2 separate regions of the Homo sapiens genome follow, and region 1 is linked to region 2. The links are chromatin contacts, found by Hi-C or POLR2A ChIA-PET in ENCODE. All regions are on one chromosome and are shown on one strand. The core of a region is the stretch at or near the end of the contact, and the rest is flanking DNA. Distances in the headings are between cores, read along the strand shown. Region 1 holds the start of PSMC5 (proteasome 26S subunit, ATPase 5). Region 2 holds the start of CD79B (CD79b molecule).

What was found. A loop is a pair of places that touch in the nucleus more often than their neighbours do. ChIA-PET counts read pairs that join two places held with the same protein, here RNA polymerase II (POLR2A). Pooled maps may share reads with other maps.
Region 1: a loop to region 2 is called in a pooled map, with 4 times the contacts of the local background. The contact joins the promoter of PSMC5 here to the promoter of CD79B in region 2. A Hi-C loop is called at or near these places in 2 of 50 pooled maps. POLR2A ChIA-PET finds 5 or more read pairs at or near these places in 3 of 52 experiments (A549, B cell and GM12878).

The regions. Positions count from the first base shown.
Region 1 is chr17:63,824,437-63,828,883 of GRCh38, forward strand. It overlaps PSMC5 (proteasome 26S subunit, ATPase 5), which reads left to right and starts at 2,995. Exons shown (of 12, transcript NM_002805.6): 1 at 2,995-3,078; 2 at 3,702-3,773. The coding sequence starts at 3,055. It overlaps FTSJ3 (FtsJ RNA 2'-O-methyltransferase 3), which reads right to left and starts at 3,227. Exons shown (of 21, transcript NM_017647.4): 1 at 2,616-3,227; 2 at 2,400-2,492; 3 at 2,131-2,236; 4 at 1,822-1,868; 5 at 1,620-1,699; 6 at 1,100-1,199; 7 at 806-1,000; 8 at 612-727; 9 at 389-493; 10 at 201-301. The coding sequence starts at 2,466. RefSeq lists enhancers at 2,340-3,539, 2,676-2,955, 3,336-3,385.
Region 2 is chr17:63,930,720-63,935,627 of GRCh38, forward strand. It overlaps CD79B (CD79b molecule), which reads right to left and starts at 1,612. Exons shown (of 6, transcript NM_000626.4): 1 at 1,476-1,612; 2 at 616-666. The coding sequence starts at 1,542. RefSeq lists a silencer at 462-531 and enhancers at 1,229-1,618, 1,592-2,262, 2,119-2,228, 2,239-2,288, 2,862-4,466 and 2 more.

The DNA.
Region 1 (4,447 bases), core at 1,745-4,244, 100 kb before region 2:
CTTGCCATCTCCCTCTTTGTCCCCGCCCCCTTCTGTTTTAGGCTCACTACCCACCTTTCGGGCTTCGGCTACATAAATCAAAAGGCTCAGGCCCCCATCCCAAACCTTTAGCACAGCAATATCCTCTTCCCAGAGGTCCAACATCATGGCCTTTCCCTGCCTCCAGGGCTCCTGGCCCCCGTGCCTACCCCACTCCATACCTGAGCTCCTTGCGCCCCAACACTCTGATGTCCTGACAGCACACCCGTATGTCCTCAGTGGTAGCTGGATGCTGTGCCAACTCTTCATCATCTACCATGATCTGTTTGGGAGGATGGAAAGGTGTCAGGGGAGATCCTCAGGCCATGTTTCTGGGGCTACCTCATGTCCCTCAAGGCTGGAGACTCACTTCGCTGGCCTTGGAGAGGAAGTCAACAGGGTTGGCAGCTCGGAGGAAGTCAGTGACTGAGGTACGGTGATAGAGAGTGAGGTCACCCTCAGCATAGCCTTCAGCCTTAGGAAGGAAAAGAGAGAAGCTTGGTCAGGCCCTTCTAAGGTACCTGTAGGACCCACCAGGCCCAACCTCCCTAGAGTTCCAGGACCCAAGAGTGACCCCATTCCCCAAAACACACCTTTGGCTTCTTCTTAGTAACCAATTCAGTAACGGTCTTAGCCTGAACTTCAACCTCCTTAAAGGCAAATTTGGGGTCAAAGAATTTACTGTCAACCTTGTCAGGGGCCAGGAATCCTAAAAATGACAGGATATATTAAAAAGTGTGCTTTGGGAGTTGGGAGCCTGGATCAAGAGAAAGGAAATGATGCCCACCTTGGCAGACTACAAAGATCTCTGCAGATTCATGGCGAGAGGCTTGGGGCTTGGTGGCCTGGACACGGCGGAACAGCTGCTGAAAGATCCATAGCAGAGGCTGATAGTCACGAGAACGGAAAACCTTTGTGATGAAGCTGCCACCACGGGCCAAAAAGTCACAAGCCAAACGTAGAGCCATCAGTGTCAAATGGGCTGTAGGATAGAGACAATTAGTTGACGCACTCTGCAGCCCAGGAGGGCATGCGCCCACCTCCACCATCACCTGATCTCCAAGCACCACACTCCCTGTACCTTGTGAGTAAGCATCATGGACCCAGCTAGCCCCAACGTTGGGGGCCCCATCATTGAGCACAACATCAACCTTCCAGGTCTTCAGCTCCTTCCTCAGGGCCTAAAGAGAAGAAAAGGAACTATGGAAACAGAAACACTGGAATGGCCCTGGTTCAGCCATTTGTCCATCTAGTCATTTGCTGAGTGCCCATCATGGGCCAAATGCAGTACCAGGCACAGGAGATACAATAGTAAACAAAAACAGTATGTCTCTACCTTCATGGAGATTACAGTCTGACACTGAATTCACAGGAGAAGACTTCACTAAAGATCTCTGCCCTTCTCCCAATTCCAAACACCTTTATCCCTGACTCTAAATAAAGCCTGGAGTGGACACTACGAATGCCATAGGTCTTGTCGTACAGATGTCAGGCAAGAACGTGCTCAAAGCACGGTAAAAAGGAAAAACTTGCCTTTAGAGGATTTCAGGGATGTAGATGTTTCCGTATAAAGGGGGAAGGAAGAGAGAGACTCCTATTACCTGCCTACAACGTTCTGTTGTGATGTCCTGCTGGAGAGTCACCACATTGGGGAGAGGCTTGATTGGAACCAGGTCCACTCCTGGAAGAAATCAGGTCAGAGTATTCTAAAAGGTTGCTTCAAGCAGGGAGGAGAGAAATACAGGACAAAATACCTTATACACCCACCCCTTAAAACACCAAGGAGAGCTGTCCGTTACTCACCCACAATAAGGCTGGATACAGGCATAAACTTGGCAGCTACCTGCAGCCTATAAAAGGAACAGAAATTTAAAAACCTAGAGCCATCCTTTTCCCCCTCTTGGCAACTGATCTCTCATCCCTGGTGTTACGTGTACTGGCCAAAGCATATCATAGGCACGTATTCCAAGCCCTTTCTCTGCAATCAAGAAAGGAAACGGCCCCCAAGAGGACCGGGATTCGGGTTCCCCTCCCGCAGTGAAACTGGAAGCCATCCCAGCTCAGAACCCAGAAAGCGGCCACCAGGAGCAACCTGTGGCGAGTGTTACGAACCATCCCCCTGGCGCAGCACACAGGTCCAGCAAGGCTCGGGCTTTCTGCAGGAACTGAAAGCGGCGATTGAGCTGGATCAGCTTGAAAGCAGATCGGGAACGGTAACCTGGACAAAACAACCAAGTGCGCAAACTGCTTCACTAGTAGGATTTCTCCGGCCTCGCAACCGACCACCCCTTCTGCAGGAGAGGTACATAATGGTCGCAAAGAGCAGGCGAACCGGGCAGAGATCGCTCGCTCGCTCGCAGACTGAGCGAATCCGGACTCACCCGTCTCCTTCGCCAAGTGATAAAACTTGTCTCGTCGGCTCTTGCCAACTTTGCCCTTCTTGCCCATGGTGGAAAGGGGGAGTATCCCTCAATCTGGGGAGAAAGTAGAAGTTGGGAACGTCTCTTTCCGGAGCACCAGATTCCACTTCCAGTTTCCCACTTCCAGTTTCCCACTTCCCGCAGCAATTCCACCCCGCGCCCCTCTCCGCACACTACCTAGACCCAGAGCCGCTTTCTCCACACTTGGAACCGCACAAGTATGCAGCTAACTACTTCCGCTTCCGCTTGCGTCCCCTGCGTCCCTGGCTCGAGGTTTTCCGCCATTTTGAGTGTGGCCCTAGATTGTTCTCAATACTCTGTCCTTGGGTTTTGTAAGTTGAAAGTTGAGACTAGGAAGGCATATCACAAGAACTATAAACAGAGTTTCAATGAGGCAACACTGAGGAGGAGTTCTACTCCTTCCTCATCCCCTTCCAAAGCCCCTGAACTCGAGTAGCCGCCCCTCCCATCATGGTTCCCTTAGTGTGGTCTCGCCGCACACCCCGCCCATTGACCCGGAATTCTTCTCTGCCTGGTCTTCAGGTCCCAATCCTCCGCTTCCGCGCTTGCGCGCCAAGACGGCTCGGATGCCGGCGGTCTCTGCTGAAGAGAGAAGATGGCGCTTGACGGACCAGAGCAGGTATGGCGGGTGCAGTGGCGGCCCGGCAGGTTACGGGGCTGGGTGCGGAGCGAGCGTGATCTGAGTGGAGAGCGGGCCGGGGCAGGAGCGTCGGGTGGGTCGGAGGTGCCTGGACCAGTCCATGCTGGACGCTGCCTGCGACCGGATCTGCTGTGTCAGCGCCGCCCTCGGTGAGTCAGGGCAAGGCTGGGAGAGGAAGACGCGGTAGAAGCGGAGTGAGTGAGGGAAGCGATGGGCGCGGGAATGGCCGGCCCACGGGTCGCAGGAGACGGGACGCCAGTCCTTTGGCTCCGTTCCGCTGGCTCCTTCGTCAGTACTGACACCTCGGGCTTGTAGAGCACTTCACGCAGTGCAAAGCGCCCCCCGTCTATATCATATCGCCTCTCGGTCCTCCTAAAAGTCGTATGAGGTAGGCGGCGTTCCCATTCTTTTATTTTAGTCCTGGGAAAATGGAGGGTTCCAAGGGAGGGAGGGATTAGAACCCAGATCCTGAGCCTCCGAAGTCCAAACTTTTTCTACTACGCAAAGCTACCTGGTGTCAAGCCTTATTCAAAGTGCCCTGCAAGTGGCTTTACCCCCTCGGATGTTTAACCTGTCGTTTAAGACTCACTCTGTGTCTTCAGATGGAGCTGGAGGAGGGGAAGGCAGGCAGCGGACTCCGCCAATATTATCTGTCCAAGATTGAAGAACTCCAGGTGAGGACGGACTCCAGAGGGAGCTAGGAAGGGTGATGATGGGGGATGGAAACGGACTTCCACAAATCCATCTAATTCCTTTGGGAGTGCAGTGGAAGAAGCTGCTGCTTCTCCTTTCTTGTTTGTTTCTTAGCTAGTAGGGTGTATGTATCAGAAGTAAGCAATCTCTTGTTCTCCTCCAGTCCCATCTCTTTGAGGGTCTTAGTGTTCACAGTTTGTTACACATCTTCGAGTCAAATCTTAATAGTAAAGGTACCTCTAGCCAAAGGTCAACCCTTTTGGAAGAAGCCCGAATGAAAAGGATTCTTATAAAAGGGAAACATAAGCTCAGGAGTTGAAATTTATCACCAAGAGGTTGGGTGAGGGTGAAGTGAGAATGTGAGGAAGGGCATCATTGAGGGATCTGGACAATGCTAATTCCATAGAGACTGAATGAAAGAAATTGGGCAACCCAGAGCCCTAGCCTAAAGCGCTAAACCATAGAAAAAGGACCGTTTATGTTGTTAATCAAATGTTTGTGTTACCAGTAAGGCTTCCAGCAGTAAGGTATGGCTTCCAGTAGTAAGCCTTACAGACAACATAAACAGTAGTCTGTTAGTGTTACGTTATACTGTTACGGTAGGCTGTTAGTAGTTTAACTTTGGACAGGTCCATGGATTTTCAATTTCACCCTA
Region 2 (4,908 bases), core at 362-2,861:
AGGCCCACAGGCCTGGCCCCTCCTTTCACTGGGCTGCCCTGCACAGGCTTGAAATCCTCAGTCTCCCCCGTTCCTCCAGGGATAAAGGCCAAATTCCTAGTCTGTCAACTGAGACCTTCCTCAGTCGACCCCCTCCCTGCATGACTTCCCTCTATCATCCCCCTCTTCCCTCCTGCAGGGACTGGGTCCACTTCTTGTTCCAGAACCCTCTTTCCAGCTTCGACTGCCTTGTTCTTAGTGAGCACTGCCCGGGAATCCCTGAGCCCCTCACATAGTGACCCTGCACTGGAGGGCTCACCCGAGACTCAGCCAGATTCCCAGCTAGACAGGCCCGGGCCTGAGTCCTAGAGGAACCCCCAGGCTCCCTTGCTATGACCCAGAGTTTAGCCCAGCCCTTCAGTGGCCAAGGCTGGAGGGCATGTGTCTGATGAGGATGACAGTGGGCTGGGGGTGGGGCTCAGAGGAGATCCTAAGGAGGCCTGGGGATGGGAATCCTGGATGGGGAGATCAGGCAAGGGTGGGAAGGCGGACCGCCCCCAGGACAGGGACCATAGTCGGACACAGGACATAGTCGCACACAACTTGCCCTCAGAAGCGGCAGGCGAGGCTACTGACCTTTGGGATTCCGGTACCGGTCCTCCGATCTGGCTGCTGGTACTGGCTCAGCTGCTGGGTGGGAGGAAGTGGGCGGGGCCAGTCAGGGCCTCCTCTGGCCTGGGCTGCCCCACCCCTGCATGCCCTCTATGTTCCCGGAGCTACTTCCTCCTTCCATGACAGCAGCTTCAAGACCCCTCGGTCCTCCCTGCCCCCAGTACTTGGGAGACAGATATGGGGTGGGGGTACCGGAAGCCCTGCCCCCAGCCCCCTTTCTGCCTTTGACCCTCATGGTGGCTTTGAGCAGGCATCTGAATGAGACAGGAGGGACAGGGAAATCTCAGTATTTTGAGAGGCCAAGACAGGAGGATCGCTTGGGTCCAGGAGTTTGAGACCAGCCTGGGCAACATAGGGACACCCTGTCTCTCTTTTTTTTTTTTTTTTTAAAGAGAGACAGGAAGAAAGTCACAGCCCGGAGGATCTTTCACCTCCCAGAGGAGGGGACCACATTTGGATCTTGCATCTTCCAGGGTCCGGTTGGGACAGCCTCTCCCCTCCCGACCCCCAGGCACCGCCCTCAGCCTCTCTTCCTCCTGAGCCTAGTTCTTCCACGGTCCTGGTTGCTAACTCTGGTTTGCTCCTCATGCCCAGCTCAGCCTGATGCTCTCCAGGCAGGAGAGGAACTGGGGCCACAGGCTCCTGAGCCCATCACCACGTGCAGCTGACACCCACAGACCCAGGCCCCAGGGCCATGAGAGGGAGACAGGCGGTAAAGAGTGAGAGACAGAGGAGGAGGGTGGAGCAAGCAGGAGGCAGAGCCGCAGGGCCCAGACAGCTGGAGATGAGAGCAAACCCCACAGGCCTCGTCGTGGGTTCTGTACCTGAGAGCAGCAGCAGCAACGCCACCATCCAGTGGCTGGGCACAGGAGACAACGCCAGCCTGGCCATGGTCACCGCTCTGTCCCCGACCCCAAACCCGTGACAACGTCCGAGGCTCCTTGGAGGAAAACGTGTAACTGCACCGGCTGCAGCCTGTCCCCTCCCCGCCTCTTCCTCACCAGGCCCCTTCCTGCCATGCAAATTGGGACCCAGGGGAGGCACCAGCTCTCCGGGGACCCTGGGGGAGGGCAGGCTTTTGTCAGCTGGGCCGCTAAGGTTTGGCGGTCGCCCAGCTTGGGCAGCACAGCTGGGGTCCTCTGTGGATGCCTCTGGGGGGCCTCTCAGTCTTCTGGGGGAAGCCTGTGCTCCCCTCTGTCTGTGCTTACCCCACCGGTGGTCATCCCCTGGGCCAGCCAGCCTCCCCTCTGCCGTCTGCCAACTCCCCGAAGGGCCGAGCCCGGCAAGTCTCTATTCCTGGGCCGTGAGCGAAATAGGCACCTGTCCTATGAATGAACCTGAACTTAGCTCCTCTGTCCTGAACTATTCCTCACCCAGCGGGAAGAGGAGCACTGAAGAAGGACAGGGCAGCCACAGACCCAGGTCAGGCATCTGGAGGGGCCCAGAGCAGAGCCTCTTGGCTGGAGTGCAGGCAGCCATGTTGGAAGTTGACCCTGTGGAGGATGGGAGCCACAGAGGTTCTGGAGCAAGAGCAGGTCAAGTGTGGCAGCCACTGGGAGAAGATTCAGTCCAGGTCTTGGTGAGAGGCCTCCCTTCCTCATGCTGTGAAAGAGTATGTAGGGGCTGCCAAACAGGGTGGATGTAGGTGGAGACAGCTTTGCGAAAATCCACCACGCAGCCACTGGGGGCTTCTTCAGGGAGTTCTTAACTGTGGGACTCTGAGTGCGTTGAATTGTTGTCTGCAGGTCCAGGGGGTCTTGGGCAGGGAACAGGAGCTGGTGTGGGGGAGCCCTCAGGTCCTCCAGCTGTATCCTGCCTGTCCTCAGAGTGCTGGATGGAGCCACAGTGCTCAGGAACTGATATAAACTCACCTTTGCGCCCCTGCCCCTGGGTCCAATGCAGCCCCTTCAGAGATGCCCTTGTGCAGGGCACAACATGCACAAGTGTACACAGCATGCTTGCAGACCTCAGCCCTGCAGCTGAGCCCTCTGAATTTTATGTTTCCTGGCAGCTTCTTTTTTGTCTCTCATCCTCGACCCCCAGGAGAGGAAGAGATGCTAAATCGTCGGTGCCCTCTGTCCACCTCTCACTCTCCTCACAACCCTCCGTTTTCCAGTCTGTGCTGGGGCAGGTCTGTCTGGATTTAGGGAGAAGCAGAACCACCTCCCATGCCATGGTTGGAAGGCAGAGGGTCTGGGTGGTCCCTCTTTAGATCTTGGCCTAGGCCTCGGACCTGATAAGGTGGGGGCCACTCTCAAGGGGTGCAGGCCAGGACCTGAGCCACGGAAGTCAGGGGCAGGAGGGTTAAGGTTTCATCCGAGGAACAGCCCGTTCCGGGCAGCCCCAGATGTTCTTTCTTGTTTCCAGATGTTCCAAATGAAAAAACATTTCTCTGAAAAGCTGTCAGATGTTCAGTTCATGGAATAAACAGCTCAGAAATATAAACATCACCTGAGGTCAGCTTGAGGCCCATGGGCCCGCATGCTGGTGAGGGTGGCTGGAGAGAGACTGACCCGGGGGGAGTGGGGCAAAATCTGGGAGTCTCATGGTTTAGGAAATACTCTTCCTGAGCCCCTAACGACAGAGTCCTTCATTAACTTTGGGGCTAGTGTCTCCCCAAAGTTGGGGGGTATAACTGGGAAAGGCTTGGGGCACACGTGTTTGTGGGGGGTGTGTGTGTGTGTGTATGTGCATGCTCACACAGGTGTGTTGCCTGGACCCTGTGGTGTGGGGCCTACTCTGGAGCTGGTCCTAGGGCTCAGCGGACTGTAGGGGGCACGGAGGTTGGTGGGGGGCAGTTGGCACCCATCCTCAGGTGACAGGTGCGCTAAAATCTCAGAAATCACCACTAAAGAACTTATCCAGGTAACCAAAAAAACTACCTGTACCCCAGAAAATATTGAAATAAAAAATTTAAAAAAACAAGTGAGAAGCAGCTCCCACTCCAGGGAGGGAAGACACACACATCCCGTGGACAAGGATGCAGATGTGGCCTTTGGGCTTCATTCCCATTCATGCCGGGCAGGGATCTGTTTTCAGGAGGGGCGGAGGCAGCGGGGGCCCCACCGCCTGCAGGGTTATTTGTCACATTTTGAGCCGTGCTGTTCCCTCACTGGTGACAACAGCCCTGAGCCCCATTTTGGGCTCATGATGCCCTTTTCTTCCCAGAACAGGAGGCCTCACAAGCCTACCCCTGCCTCTGCCCTCGGCTGCCCGGGGCTTCACATTCTGACTTCTGACGACACCTCCCTTTCCAGGAAGGCAACATCAAAATAAGGAATGGGGGCCAGGGTCGGGCGAAGGGACAAGGGGCTCAGGGGGTGGGGAAGCAAGAAGGCAGCGACCCCCAGCCACCCTAGGATGCCGGGAGGGGGAAGAACCTCAGGGAAAGAAGAGCTCAGACCCCTGCCTCCTTCTCCAGCCCAGGTGTCCTGGATCTGCTGGGCTGCTGTGACTGGGAAAAGACCTGCTAAGAAGGACGTGGGTTTGAGTCCTGACCCAGCAGTGTAGCAGCCAGGAAACCTCCCCAGGTTACCAGTGGTTCTCTACTAAGGGTGGCTCTGCCCCAACGGAGGGAGCGTCTGCACATGCATCAGGGCAATCGCGCTGGTCTCAATGACCGGTGGGTGCCTGGGGCGGGAGGGGCATTGGCTGGCAAAGCAGAGTTCCCTGCCCCACATGCCAACAGCACCCATGAGGCAACACCCATTCTTAACCTCTCAGTGACCAAGGTTCCTCATTTTCGTAAAATAGAAATAAGCCCAATAGCGCGTTTTTTTGTTGTTGTTTTCTGGGGTTTTTCTGAGACAAGATCTTGCTCTGTTGTCCAGGCTGGAGTGCAGTGGTGCAATCTCCATTCACGGCAACCTCTGCCACCTGGACTCAAGTGATTCACCCACCTCAGCCTCCCGAGTAGCTGGGACTACAGGTCATGCTACTACACCTGGCTAATCTGTGTATTTCTTGTAGAGACAGGTTTTACTATGTTGCCCAGGCTGGTCTCAAACTCCTGAGCTCAAGCGATCCACCCGCCTCAGCCTCCCAAAGTGCTGGGATTACAGGCGTGAGCCACTGCGCCCGGCCCCAACAGTGCGTTGGTCGAAGGGCAGCTGTGCACATTGAAGGCCATCCTGCATCTGAGGTACTTGGTGAATGTGGTGGACGGCACGCCCTGAGGAGGGCGAGGAGTGCGAGGAGTGGCACGGATGCCTGGGGAGGTGGGTAGCTGTGACTGTTGTCCCAAGTTGTCTCTGTTTC